Regions from separate parts of the Homo sapiens genome. Here region 1 is linked to region 2. The links are chromatin loops, found by intact Hi-C in ENCODE. Cell type or tissue: CD14-positive monocyte. All regions are shown on one strand. Each heading gives the region's core, and the rest is flanking DNA. Links, peaks and the distances in the headings are about the cores only. Region 1 has its middle 43 kb from the start of TLE3. Region 2 holds the start of LINC02205 (long intergenic non-protein coding RNA 2205).

The links. A loop is a pair of places that touch in the nucleus more often than their neighbours do. Peaks named below come from ENCODE experiments on the same cell type or tissue, not always from the same donor. Only the 100,000 strongest peaks of a DNase experiment are listed, where the experiment ranks them.
Region 1: a loop joins it to region 2, with 4 times the contacts of the local background. A loop is called at or near these places in 2 of 110 quality-filtered maps.

Annotation. Positions count from the first base shown.
Region 1 is chr15:70,138,362-70,142,748 of GRCh38, reverse strand. No RefSeq gene overlaps it. Among named protein-coding and RNA genes, the nearest start is that of TLE3, 43 kb to the right of the region's middle. RefSeq lists enhancers at 1,577-1,676, 1,444-1,947, 2,452-2,957. In CD14-positive monocyte, for the core only: no CTCF peak of the experiment used is centred there; DNase peaks (open chromatin) are centred at 388, 1,038, 1,458 and 1,928; H3K4me3 peaks cover 1,782 bases; H3K27ac peaks cover 2,570 bases.
Region 2 is chr15:70,505,232-70,509,618 of GRCh38, reverse strand. It overlaps LINC02205 (long intergenic non-protein coding RNA 2205), which reads left to right and starts at 3,691. Exons shown (of 2, transcript NR_146562.1): 1 at 3,691-3,710. RefSeq lists an enhancer at 3,753-3,802. In CD14-positive monocyte, for the core only: no CTCF peak of the experiment used is centred there; DNase peaks (open chromatin) are centred at 128, 788, 1,588 and 3,888; H3K27ac peaks cover 2,897 bases.

The sequences.
Region 1 (4,387 bases), core at 107-4,106, 370 kb after region 2:
TGTCAAAACAATCTCCCCCGCGATTTGGAGGAGCTTGGTGACAGGAAGACATTGGCCACTGAGCCATCAGAACAGGCCACGTTTGCTTGGTGGCAGGCAGTGAGACCGGTTTCTGCCGCGTTACATTCCGGGTGGCCGCTTTCCCTGAGAAGCAGCTGCTCTGCAGTTAGTGGGGTTTGGGGTTTGGAATTTGTTTCTTCTTTTCTTTTGAAGGCAGAGAGATACTCCATGCCAAGGGTCAGCAGGGTGGGGGGTGGCGGCGGGGAGGTGGTTGAATTTTTTTCTATGACAAAATGTTGTCAGGTCTCTGAATCATAGCAGCCACAGCGGTGGTTAAAGAGAAGAGATCGCATCTAGGAGCTGGTCTCAGTTCTGCCACAGAGAACACTGGACGAGTCACAGCCACTCTGAACTTCTGTTTCCTCTTCTGGAATATGAGGAAATTGGGTTAAATGGTCCCTGTGGTTCAAGAACCAGAAGATGATTCAACTTGACACCATACCTTACAATTTAAACACTTCTGTGCTTGTTATTTCATTTGATGTTCACAGTAAGCCCATAAGTGAACAGGAGAGGGATTATTATCTCTATTTTATAGCAGTGAAATGACTTGTGGTGGTTATACATCCTGCCCATGACAGAGCTTAGCCTGGGTCATGGGCTGGTGTCCTTCTCCTAGCCCAGGCTTGTCTCAACTCCTCATGCTCACAGGGTAGATTCCTTGAGCCGAACCACCTCCACCTTCAGCGCCACGCGGGAGCTTTTGTTCAAGCCAGAATTCAGGGATCATCCTGTCCACTTCATTTTCTGCTGAAAAAATTGAGCTCCATAGAGGGAAGCAAAAGGGCCTCCCCCGGCTCACACCGCAAAGCGTCCCATTCTCCTGATGTGGAACCACTCCACTCTTCTCGTGGGTCCCATGGGAGTGAAAATGCCTGCATCTTGGGCCTGGGCTAAGGATGGATCTGTCAAAAACAGTGACACTGATAAGTTTTGGGTGCATTTGAGACACCACCACTGTGTCATCATTACCCACACTGCTGTCATGAGGTCTTGAGAAATTGTCACCGGGGTCCTCTTGGGGTCTGATGTGCTAAGAGAGGTCAGGACAGGCTAATCTGTGTCTGCTCCATGCCCCCTCCACATCTACCTGAGCCTTTGAGAGTGCCTAGCTCATTCTCCCTGCTCCTTAAAATCCTCCAAGTTCCACAGCCCCACCTAGACCTCAGAGTGAGTGGTTCACTTTGCGGCACTCAGGCCCACTCAGTGACCACAACAAACACAGCTTGCAGGGTCTGGCTGGCCACAGGTGCTGTCCCTTCTGCCCACCTGGCAAATGCTATCTCTTCTCTCCAGATTTAGCTTGCTGGCCCCCTCTTCCATAGGGCCCCTGAAGAGGCAAGTGCTTCCTTTTCCCACTCCCACGACTGTGCAGAAAGCCTCTGACAAAGCACTTTCACTTTCACATGGTGGCCACTGGTCTCCGAGGCTGTTCTCCTTTTAACTGGCAGCTCAGTGAAGACAGGGGTTGTACTTTGTTTCTCTCAGTATCTTCAGCGCCTAGACCCTGATGGGGCTCAGTGACCTTAGAGGGAGAGGGGATGAGCTTTACATGCTGATCAGGAGCACAGGCCTTGGCAGCAGGCTGGCCTGCACTGAAATCCAGTTCTGCCATTAACCTACATGTCATCCAAACCTCTCTGAGCCTCAGTTTTCAAATCTACAAAATGGGAAGATTGGTACTGCCGGCCTCATCAGGATGAATGGGAAAAACCATGGAAAGAGCTTAGCATATCACAGGCAGTAACCGGGAACTATTGTCATTATCATTGGGGAATTCCCCAAAAGGTTCCTCTGTGAGCTCACAAGAAAGCCCCTGGGTCTCCACGCCGTCTGCAGGAAGCACCCCGGGGATTGGCAGCCCTTCCCTGCCCTGCCTTCTTCTCCAGCTGCAGTCGGAAAACCCCTTTCTCAGGATGCCCCAGACAGGGCCAAGCTGCTTTCCTTCCCCTTGTTGACACAGGGAAGACCTGGCTGCCTGGAGCCTTGACTGGGCCTCCCACTCTTTGAAGTGCAAACACCGAGCTGTGTATTTTGGGCCCCTCTGAAGGGCCGTTTCTGGTGAAATACCAGGTTTTGAAATACTTCACTCCTTGTTTGCATTCGGAAGCCCATACATGCTCAGGTCTCTCAAGGCCTGTATTCAGAGAGGCTGGAGGTAATGTGGGCGAAAGAATCAGACTCTAGTGGGGGAACACAGTGGCCCTCTGCTCTTGGGCTGGGCCTACAGGAGCCACTGGAGGTGGAAGAGGGAGCTCCCTCTCACAGAGTCCACCTCTGGCTGGGAAGAGCAGACGAAGGCATGCAGAGGTATGTCCAGGTGAGCCCAGGGCACAGAGAGCTGGGACCAAAGGCTGGTGTGAAGAGTCATCTCCTGAAGACCTAGCTACAGAAATACTGGAACTCAGTGCTTCTTCCAGCCCCTCCTCTGCTCTGGCACCCACCCCCACCTCTCCACCCAGGGAGTATGTAAACTTCTCGTCCTGCCAAGAGCTGGGCAGGGAGGAATGACATTTATTTGAGCCTCACTGATCTCATAGGAGCTGTCTTAGCCCAACAGCAGAGGTAGAGGAAGTCAGAAGGGGAGGCAGGGTTGACTTGATAGAGATCTCCGTGGGTTTCTAGGAGGGTTTGGTCTGGTCTCTAGGAGGATGAGCCTCCACGTCCTGGGTGATCATTTGGGCCAGGTATTTTACACACCCTCTTTACTTTAAGCCTCATGAGGTGGGTGGTCCCATCCCCATTTCACAGATGAAGAAATCGATGCTATAATGGAACAGACTGGACTCCTTACCCAAAGGCCAGGACTGTGGTAGAAGCTCTTTGAGGAAAGGGTCCTGGTAAGGCTTGTCTTTCCCTCTCAGAGCTTGGTCCACTGACCTTCCTTGTCTACAAAAGCTCTTAAGAAGTGTTTGCTGAAAGGAAGCAGGGCAGGGCTTACAGAGGAGGGAGCATGGGGGAAGCTGACACAAAAGCATCAAGGTGAGGATGTTCGGGACCAGTTCAGAGGCTCCTGAGAAGCCGCATTTGGCCAGAGAGGGAAGAGATGGGGGAGGTAAGGACAGAGCAGCAGCAGGAGCTGACTTTAGAGGGGACTGCATCCTCCTTATACATCATGGGGTGACCAACCAGGGGCGATCTCCAAAATAGACAGCCAGCAAATAATGATGAAGCTCCGTCAGCGTGCCCGGTGCCTCAGGATCCCTCAAGGAGCATACAAAAGGCTGAGAAGTGAGCTGATTTATTTACACAGCCATCTCGTGGGTCCTATGCAGTGAAGACAAATTGCCAAAGATGATGCACTAGGCTCACATGCATTTCTCACAGAAAGGGCCATCTTTCAGGCCTTTACTTGGAGCCTATTTACTCTTAGTTTGCACATAGTCCCAGCAAGATGAGTGACCCAGATTCCCAGTGCCAGGCAGATTCAAATCAGAGGTAGAGGAGCAGCAGGCGGAGGTGGGGTTGACTTAGAGAGTTCCTCATGGGTTTGGAGGAGGATTTGATCTGGGAGGACAAGCCACCACCTCCAGGGTGATCACTTGGGCTAGGTGTTTTACATGCCCTGTTTAAGCCTTGCGCAGTGGGTGGTGCCATCCCCATTTCACAGATGAAGAAATTGATGCTAGAACAGGCTGGGCAGATGCCAGAATGGCATGGCAGGGTTAGAGAAAGGTATGTAGGCAACAAGGGGAAGGTGCTGCTGGAAGCCAACTGTGAAGAAGGGAACAGGAAAACCAAAGCAAGTTGGAGAAGAATGCTCCAAACAGAGAGCCAGCTAGGGCTGTCCTACCTAGGAGGACATTGGGATGAAACGGGCTGGACACCGTGACTCTGCTGCTGTCTAGCTAAGTGAAGTGGGCAAGTTCCTGCCACTCTGAAGCTCAGCTTTCCCATCTGAAAAGCAGGGTTAAAACCACCAGATAGTGGCAGGAATTGAAGATGAGGCAGGTGGGCCACCAGCCGAGGATCTGACTCAGGAGCAGTCACTTGCACGATGGTTGCTGAGACGATGTTACTTTTTATTACTGGGGGAAACTCAATGCACCCTAGAGCAGCAGTTCTCAGATATGTCTACATATTGGAATCATCTGGGAAGCTTTCATAAATACCTATACCTGGTTCTGCCTTCTGGAGATTCTAAACGAAATGACCTAAGGTTGGCAGGGGCATCCGGACTTTTTTTTTAAAGTTCTTCAAAAGATTTGAACACGCAGCTAAGGTGGGCTGAGAACCACCACCCTAGAAGAAACTGTGACCCATCCAACCCAGAAGCAGATGTTGAGGGTCCCATCATAGTTGCTGGGAAGGGGCCAAACCTCTTCTG
Region 2 (4,387 bases), core at 83-4,082:
AGGATGTAGGGTTGGGGGTGCCCTATGAGGAAGCCCTGGGTAAGTCTTGTCAACCTGAGCTTCTTGGGATACCCCCATGGCCAACGGAACAACTTCTTAGAACTAGAAGTACAGACCAAATGAGCCAAAAGAGGAACTTGCAGATCACTTGGTCTGATGTCCTCATTTTATGGATGAGGAAACTGAGGTTTGAGGGAAGCTGTGACTCATCTAAAGTGACAAAACCAATGAGAGGTGGAGGCGAGCAATCTCCTGATTCCTTGCCACACCTGCAGGCCACTCAAGGCCTTCCTTGTAGTGATAAAATCTTTTTTCATCTTATTATCAGCTAAGTCCATCCTTCTGTTGGACTTCCTACACCAGCTCCTCCTGGGCCAAACCAGACAGTCCCTTTCACTGCCCAAGTTGTTCATTCCTCTATCTGGGTGTTTGCCCACATTGTCACTCTGCCTGGACCTGCAGTAGCTGCTCATTTGTCACAGTGGCTTGTCTGCTGAACTCCTCCTTATCCTTTACAACTGGGATCAAAGATCTCTTCCAGGAAGCAGCCCCCTCTACTGTCCCCACTGGAAATGGTCCCTTCCTCTTCTTTTCCTGAACCCATTGTTTGGGCTTCTCTGTAGGATGAGTTATCTACTTTCTTTTTATCACAACAGTTTACAACCTGTGCACATGTTCCTCAGGGCACTGGAAGAAGAGAGGGGTGGGTATTGGAACCTCTGGCTTGGATGTGAGAAATCTGAGACTCAAGAATGTTAGATGACTAATGAGTGGCGGAGCAGACTCAGACACCCAGGCCTCCTGACTCCCACGCCATTTGGACAGGAGCCAGAATGCATCTCTGGGAATGGTTCCCCCAAAGTTGTGCAGTGCGCAGCCTATGAGGCTGTATTTGGCGGTCGCACCTCTGTGCCTGGTACAGTGCCCTAAATAAGGCAGATGCTCAGTAAGTGTGGGTGGATTCAGTGGAACCACAGTGCAGAGGCAGCTCTCTTTTCTCTTCTTCCTTCCCTGTTTCCTTCTCAAATCTGTTTTTTTCTCCCCTCTTTAACTCCCTGCATTTTCCACTGAATTTTTCATTGGGAAGAAGCACATTTAGAGATGTGAAGCACACACTTTGCTGGGCTTCAGCTTTGATGAATCTTTGATGCTGACACTGGGGAGGCAGATGCTGCAGCAGATTGGGGGTGGGGAGGGAGGGGTTGGGGAGGGGCCTCTAAGGGCATGATTTCCCCCTCCCCTGCCCCTTCCAGAGGGAGCTCAAAGCTGCCACTTGCCTTGCCCAACTGTGCTCTACAGCATGAATTGTGTGTGAGTGCTGGGGCATGAGGTGGGTGAGAGAGTGCATGCTGGAAGTGGGAGGGGCCAGATGAGGGGGAGGGCAGTTGCAAGTCACCAGTACCTCTGACATCACCCACATTAACCTTAGCTCCCTCCACTTCCCCTCACTTCTCCATGAATGTGGAGGTCATATCAATTTCTAGCTGTGTGACGTGGTGAGGCACTTAATCTTTTTGAGTCTTAGTTCCTCAATAGTCCATTGGAGATGCTAATACCTTCCTCCTAAGGCCACTGTGAGTAAACAAGACACCCTATTTGCTGTGCCTGACTCATACTACATGGTAAATATTTATTTATTCATTCCATTCACTTGTCCCTCTGTTGAAATTCACTTTTAAGAGCCTGGTGAGGCAAGGTTTGTTCAACATGAGTGGTTATCTGTGAGGCCCTGGGTGAGCCCTGCCTTGGAGAGCTGTTACTCATCTTTTCCTTTTCTTTTCTTTTCTTCTTTTTTTTTTTTTTTTTTTTTTTGAGACAGGGTCTCATCTTGACACCTAGGCTGGAGTGCAGTGGCACAATCACAGCTCACTGCAACCTCAACCTCCTAGGCTCAGTAGACCCTCCCACCTCAGCCTCCTGAGTTGCTGGGACTACAGGTGCGTGCCACCACACCCTGCTAATTTTTTGTGTGTGCCTGTATTTTTTGTAGAGGTGGGGTTTCTCCTTGTTGCCCAGGCTGGTCTTGAACTCCTGGGCTCAAGTGATTCACCCACCTTGGCCTCCCAAAGTGTTGGGATTGCAGGCATGAGCTACGGCGCCCAGCCTGATACTCATCTTTGCACAGTCTACACAACAGTAGTGGATAATGGACAGATGGAGACCCATCCTGGCATGGAGGTTCTGAGCTTCAGTTCTCACCTGACCTGGTGGTTGGACATGTGGCTCCAGTAACCCCTTCTGGGGGAGAGACTCTGCTTGAGTCACACTGGGTGCCCCTCAGTGCCGAGCACAGGTATCTGGCCCAGAGCACTGCTGGGCAACAGACCAAGGAGGATGGTGCTGGAGGACATTTGGGTGTGGTGAGAGGCTATCCCTTCCCCCTGATTTGCCGCTCTATACCGCCTCTGTCAGGGTTGTAGGACCCTTACCAGGCAGGGAGAGATGGTGATTGTTTTGTGGTCATTCCCCTGTAATTTGCTTCATATCATCTTTGCATGATTTGTAACTGCCCATCAGGTTCATCTTGCCTGCTGTCTAGACAGAGCCAATTTATCAAGATAGGGGAGTTGCAATAGAGAAAGAGTTCAATTCATGTAGAGCCGGCTGTACGGGAGACTGGAGTTTTATTATTACTTAAATCAGTCTCCCTGAGAATTCAGGGATCGGTGTTTTTAAGAATAATTTAGTGGGTAGGAGGACAGTGAGTCAGGAGTGCTGATTGGTTGGCTTGGGGATGAAATCATAAGGAGTCAAAGCTGTCCTCTTATGCTGAGGCGGTTCCTGGGTGGGGGCCACAGAAGTGGTTGGCAGGTCCAGCTGGGGCCATCAGGTTGCCAGACATGCAAAAAACTGAAAAGTTATCTCAAAAGGCCAATGTTAGGTTCTACAACAGTGATGTTATCTTCAAGAGTAATTGGAGAAGTTGTAAATCTTATGACCTCCAGAACAATAGCTGATAATAATTAGAATTCAAGCCCCTCTTATCCTAACTTGGTGGCCTTTTATTTGTTTTACAAGAACACGTTAGCTTTTGGGAAGAGCTGTTATTTAAACTATAAATGTCTCCCAGAGTTAGCTTGGCCCAAGCCCAAGAATGAGCAAAGAGAGCCAACTTGTGAGGCTTGAGACAAGATGGAGTCAGCCCTGTCAGGTTTCTCTCACTGTCATAATTTCCTTAGTTATGATTTTTGCAAAGGCGGTTTCAGATTTGCCTTTTACTAAAACACACAGGCTTGCACTTCATCTTGAGTGAGTGTGTGTGCATCTCTGGCTGGTCCTCCAGAGCTGGGTCCAGCAGGCCAATCCCTGTGCCCCTCTGGAGTTTCTCCAAGGCCACCCTGGGCATTTCCAGTAGGATATTGTTGCTCCACATCAGGGCTCCTGCCAGCAGCGTAGCTGTGCTCCACACAGAAGTCCCTCAGCTGGTGACCACAGAATAATGAATGCCAATCTGGATGTTAGTTTGCACACATTTGCATACCCCAGGGGTCTGCCTGGCCTGTGAGGTCTTTCTGACTCTGAGCAGCTATGATGCTGTGATTAACCTCACAAATGCATAATGGATCTTGAGGTCCTTTCCCGGCAGAGATGTTGGGGAACTAATGCAACCCCCTGCCTTTTCTCTTAAGCTGCCTTCAGGGCTGATATCATGGGTTGGTCAACTGCCTGAGATTTCTTCCTCTATCTGGGGTTAGCAAGACACCTAAAAGGTAATCCTCCCCACCTCTCCCCACCCGCATAGTGCTATTAGTCAGCTACACCTGAGTGTGAATTACTTTAGTCAGATTTCTTTCCCATTAATATCCTCAAGGGAAGGGGATTTAATAGAAGTAGAGTGAGTGCCTAAATTACTCACGGAGCCCTGGGCAGGTTCTGCCTTTCAGCATGACTCATCTTTGTGTGGTCTGCACAAACAGCCAAGTATAAAGGATAAGAAGGGAGCTGCCCCTGGCACCAGAAGCCCTTGTCTGGGCAGATGGAAGTGTTATGGGGAGGGAAGGCCCCAGAAGAATTGGGGAGAGGGGTATCCCTCATGGACTTTGCTCTCACATGGGGTGTAGTTGGCCATTCAATCACCTCTGGTCTGCTGCCCACTGCCTGTCTTGCTGTCTGGATGTCTAAGACAACCCTAAGACGCCTGGATGTCAGAGCCTGTGGTGCAAACATTTGGCTGCCAGCAAGGGTCACTGTTCTGGTTTTCAAGGCCAAATCAGAGTGGGTTTTTCTGGGGTTTGGGAGCAGCAGGAGCTAGAAGGTAAAGGGCTGACACCTTGTTAGGGGTGGGTGGTGTTCACTCCCACCAGGAATTCTTTTGCAGCCAAATAACAGAGAAGCTTCAGGCTTGAATTTGGCCCACAAATCTGAGCCCTCATAATGGAGATGTGGG